2 separate regions of the Homo sapiens genome follow, and region 2 is linked to region 1. Evidence: read pairs that join two places in POLR2A ChIA-PET (ENCODE). Cell type or tissue: K562. All regions are shown on one strand.

Region 1 (2,500 bases):
TCCTCCTTGAGTTGGCTGGCCACACCGCATAGCCTCCTTTCTGTTCACCGAGTCGCAGTCCTTAGGAAAAGGAGTGCTTTTTCCCAAAATATCATTCTAAGACACTTAAAATGATTAAAATCCCCGTTTACCTGCCCCTATGGAGACCCTCGGGTTGTGGCACCGGGTTAAAAAGTTCAGGACAGAGGCCCTCACCTCTGCACTCAGAAAGTCTTGGAGATAAGGGTTCTTGGGATAGAGTTCCTCTTTGTGTGTGGTGAGCTTCCCCTGCCTGAAAGAGTTTGGAGATTGATCAAAGAAACTGCACTCTGATCAGAGTTATCCAGCGTTCTGCGTACATACACGATCCCCACCCTTATCCATACATCAGTTACACACCATGCTATTGCAGCATCCAACTGTTTGTCCCTGTAGAGTCCACCTTCCTCTTTTAGGGAGCTCAAACTACCTGTACAGAAATAACAGAGACAATGTTAGGTCAAAGCCTGGGCACCCTTCCCCTCTAGCTAACCTTCCTCTGATCACCTGACAACCTGCTGTCACCATCTCTCCAGCACTTGGCTCTTCCAAGCTTTCTGGGATATACACTAGTTGGGGGAAAAACCTTGGCTTAGGAGAATCTAGATTCCATCTTTCGGTTCCCAGCTTAGTCATTAGCTGTGGGACGCGGGGGGAACCACATCCAGGGGTCTGACAGGAGTGCTGCAGTTCAAGTCCTCACTGTCTCCAGGGCCTAGCAGCCTATTCCCGAAATGGCTCTTGAGCAACTGTCGTGGGCCCCTCGAGTGTTGGCATGTTGTGCTCAGCTCCTCATCTCCGGTCCTGGAGCTCGGTAAGGTGGGAGGGTCTTGAAGATAACGGCAGCGCAAGGACTAGGCACGCGGAAGGGAAATAAGGGGCATCGGCTAACTCTGCCACCACCTCACCCTTCAGATCCATGAGGATGAGTCGCGGCGTGTAGGTCTCCTGGCCGTGCAGCGTCCGGCCCGTACGATACAGGACGTCGGGGCACAGCTCTCCCGGGGGCTCCTTGGAATCGGTCGCTCGGCCCAGCGCAGCATCCTGGGGAAGCAGAGAGGACGAGGCAGGCCGGCTGAACGTCGGGACTGTAGATCCCGAAGGGCTCCTCGGGGGCAGCTGCCGGCTGACCTCACCTGCTGGTTCCACCAGTGCGCGCCCACGAAACCGGCAAAATGTCCCAACTGCAGTGTGAGCACCTCCCGGGCCCCGCCCGCCATACTGCGCTGCTCCACGGGGCCGCCGCGCCTCAGCCGCGCCGCTCGCTGCTCCTAGCCGATTGGCTTGGCAGGCGCGTGGGCGGGTGTTATTCTCGGCTACTTATTGGCCCGCAAACACATCCTTTCCCATTGGAGAAACGATGCGCCGATCCCTTCCTACCTCTTCCTAGACGTGGCCCAGTCCGGCTTCTCTGTGGTTGCCTGTGAGGGGCGGGGCTCCACGGGCCACGCCGTTGCTCCTGCTCCACGTTGGAGCGGGGTGGGCGCCGTCTCCGCCGCTGACTTGGGGCCGCCAGGGCGCGGGCCGTGGAAGGCTCTGCTTCCTACTTGTCTTGAGGTCTTATCCCTTCTCACAGATCTCTCCGCTGGCTGATAGCTCCCCGGGCAAAAAGAAAACCTTGCCAGAAAAGCGGAAGCTCCCCTAAAGCCTCCCATGCCCCTTCATCTCTTCAGAAGTCACGTGGACCACGACTAATAACCTGTGGACTGGCTTAGCTATCATATCTCTATCATTTACACGTATTTATCTATCTCTGTGTATCTAACACCTTATGTAAAGAGAGTATGTATCTGTTGGCGTCTTTTGCTCAATATGGTTTATGTAATTCATATTTTTGCAAATATCTATAATTCATTTTCATCACTGCGGAATAGTCCATTGTATGAATACGCCACCACTGATCTATTCTAAAGAAAGAATAGGCTGGGCGCGGTGGTTCACGCCTGTAATCCCAGCACTTTGGGAGGCTGAGGCGGGCAGATCACGAGGTCAAGAGATCGAGACCATCCTGGCTAACACGGTGAAACCCCATCTCTACTAAAAATACAAAAAAAAATTAGCTGGGCGTGGTGGCGGGCGCCTGTAGTCCCAGCTACTCGGGAGGCTGAGGCAGGCGAATGGCGTGAACCCGGGAGGCGGAGCTTGCAGTGAGCCGAGATCACGCCAATGCACTCCATCCTGGGCGACAGAGCGAGACTCTGTCTCAAAAAAAAAAAAAAAAAAAATATATATATATATATATATATATATACTGCTGATAATAGCTTTTGGGATTGTTTCCAATTTTTGGGCTATTAGGTGCTATGATTAACATTCTTGTGTGTATTTAGAAACAAGGCAAGGGCCGGGTGCGGTAGTTTACGCCTGTAATCCCAACACTTTGGGAGGCCGAGGCAGGAGGATCAACTGAGGTCAGGAGGTTGAGACCAGCCTGGCTAACATGATGAAACCCCGGTCTCTACTAAAAATACAAAACATGTAG
Region 2 (2,500 bases), 67 kb before region 1:
TAAATGGTTTAGCCTACTGCATACCTATTGCTCCCAGGCTACAAAACCTGTACAGTGTGTTACTGTACTGTACTGAATACTGTAGGCAGTTGTAACACAATGGTAAGTACATATGTATGTAAACATAGAAAAGGTACAGTAATCTTATGGAGCCACCTCTGACTATGTGGTTCGTTATTGACTGAAACATTCTGTGGCGCATGACTGTACTTGGGCAGCTTCTGCTTCTCTTTCGATTGCAAATACAAACCTGTTTTTGTTTTAATCTTTGACTAAATAAAAATCCCTCTGTAAGTCCATAGAGAGTAAGCACATCTTAAAACACAATAAGGAAGAGAGAGGAGAAAAAGACAGTCAAAACAAAAACTCTGGGGCTTCCCTTATCAATTACCTAAATAATCCTTGTTAAAACTAAGTGCAGGCTATGTTTCCATTTTCTACTTTTTTATGCTTCTTCTCTTCTGTTCCTTCAGTGGTGGTAGCGCGGATGTTCAAATTTTCAGTTCTCAGTAAAGATTGTATAGACAGTCCCACGGTCTTCAGGTTTTTACTCTGTGCTACCCAAACCTACAGTAAATACTATAAAAGAAAACTTATTCAAACGTAATCTTTATCTGCAAAAACTATTGAAAAACGTTACCATTTAACTATTGCTGTAATATAGGGGGTTCCTTGAAATATGATAACCTGCTTGTTATAGCTACTTCAGCAGATCTTATCCTGTTGCATAGGGTATCAGCATATGCTTAATCATTTAGGTATATTATTCTCCCTTTATTTCTTTCTATGTAAACATAGAAAAGGTATAGTAATCATACATAGAACTGACATGCTAGGTATTGGAATTTTTGCTTCAGCCCTGCAAACAATCTTTCAGGAGGGTATGGATGGGAAGTTAGGGTTAGGAACCTTGGAAGAGGAATTTAAAGGGCTAAAAGAAGATAGCCTTCATGGATAATATTTTAACTAACTTCTCCGTTCTGTTCATTTGAACTACCATGTACTTCAGTTATTTTGGTATATCCTTTTCCTGCTTCATGCTAGAAAGTCTTTGACTTGTTAAGAAAGCAGGGCAGTGCAGCCTGAGTAGATAGGATAATGGGACAAGCTGGACCTGGGATGGGAGTAACATCCCAGGGAGTAACAAGTAATGAGAGAAGAAATGAGAATGATGAGTTCCCACCAGCTCCTTGGCTGCTTTCTTACCCATATATTTCTCTGTCCCTAGTTTTTTGTTTAATTTTTTCTTCATTTGTATATTATTTGGAAGAGGAATTGTAGAGGAATGGGATGGGGTGTAATACAGAATCATTTGATGCATGCTAACTACTTTGGGAAAAGATTTGTGTAAGGCTGGGAGTTTGACTGTTGGCTAAAGTGAAAAGGGGGGATTAGTAGGGAATGAAAATTGTTCAGGCTCTTTGCTCATCATTGCAAAGAATTGGATGTGTTGTGGACCTAGGAAAACACTCAAATTCAGTCATCCCCGTTTGGGATAGGTTTGAGGAACTACTGGCCAACCTACTAAATGAACAACATCAGATAGCGAAGGAACTATTTGAACAGCTGAAGATGAAGAAACCTTCAGCCAAACAGCAGAAGGAGGTAGAGAAGGTTAAACCCCAGTGTAAGGAAGTTCATCAGACCCTGATTCTGGACCCAGCACAAAGGAAGAGACTCCAGCAGCAGATGCAGCAGGTAACACTTTCCTTGGTCATATTAATATTGAATTATACCAAGGCCTAACTCTGAGGCTTTGGTATAATCTAAAATTAGCAGCTTTGTAAATGTCAGAGATAGTTACCTTACTACGTATTAAAACCGTAGTATCTTCACATCAGTTAGGAGCTTGAGAAGTCATCATGTTCATGTCCTGTGGCTCAGGGAAGACAGCACATAAGGACCCTAATGGTATTCGGAATTACAGATTTCAAAGAGTCCTCAGTAATCTATTCTGAAATTTAACCTTCACTGTGACAAGTAGTTTTTTTTCCCTTTTCCCTTTTCTTTTTTCTTTTTTTTTTGAGACGTAGTCTCGCTCTGTCACCCAGGCTGGAGTGCAGTGGCTCAATCTCAGCTCACTGCAAGCTCTGCCTCCCGGGTTCACGCCATTCTCCTGCCTCAGCCTCCCGAGTAGCTGTGACTACAGGGACTCGCCACCACACCCAGCTAATTTTTTGTATTTTTAGTAGAGACAGGGTTCACTGTGTTAGCCAGGATGGTCTCGATCTCCTAACCTCGTGATCCACCCGCCTCGGCCTCCCAGAGTGCTGGGATTACACGCGTGAGTCACTGCGCCCGGCCTTTTCCTTTTCTAATCTCAGTTCCTCCTCTGTTTAGAGGTTAAACTTCCTCTGGTTCTGTCATTTTGTTCAAGGGAACATGTCTGAGAAATTTATGCCAAGATCCTACGTTGTTCTCACACTCTTTGCAGAAAGCAAAATTTGTGTCATAAAGTTGCAAACATCTTAGTTAATGACTCTCTGGTGGCTGGGTGCAG

What was found. ChIA-PET counts read pairs that join two places held together with the same protein. Peaks named below come from ENCODE experiments on the same cell type or tissue, not always from the same donor. Only the 100,000 strongest peaks of a DNase experiment are listed, where the experiment ranks them.
Region 2: POLR2A ChIA-PET joins it to region 1 with 5 read pairs; 4 of 35 experiments call an interaction of 5 or more read pairs at or near these places.

Annotation. Positions count from the first base shown.
Region 1 is chr1:155,608,987-155,611,486 of GRCh38, reverse strand. It overlaps MSTO1 (misato mitochondrial distribution and morphology regulator 1), which reads right to left and starts at 1,269. Exons shown (of 14, transcript NM_018116.4): 1 at 1,155-1,269; 2 at 927-1,062; 3 at 379-448; 4 at 196-271. The coding sequence starts at 1,238. It overlaps LOC105371452 (a long non-coding RNA gene), which reads left to right. Exons shown (of 2, transcript XR_922171.2): 2 at 1,595-1,878. RefSeq lists enhancers at 533-1,407, 1,408-2,282. In K562, no CTCF peak of the experiment used is centred here; a DNase peak (open chromatin) is centred at 1,387; H3K4me3 peaks cover 1,302 bases.
Region 2 is chr1:155,675,746-155,678,245 of GRCh38, reverse strand. YY1AP1 (YY1 associated protein 1) reads left to right here. Exons shown (of 11, transcript NM_139119.3): 5 at 1,500-1,698. Among named protein-coding and RNA genes, the nearest start is that of YY1AP1, 12 kb to the left of the region's middle. In K562, no CTCF peak of the experiment used is centred here; no DNase peak of the experiment used is centred here.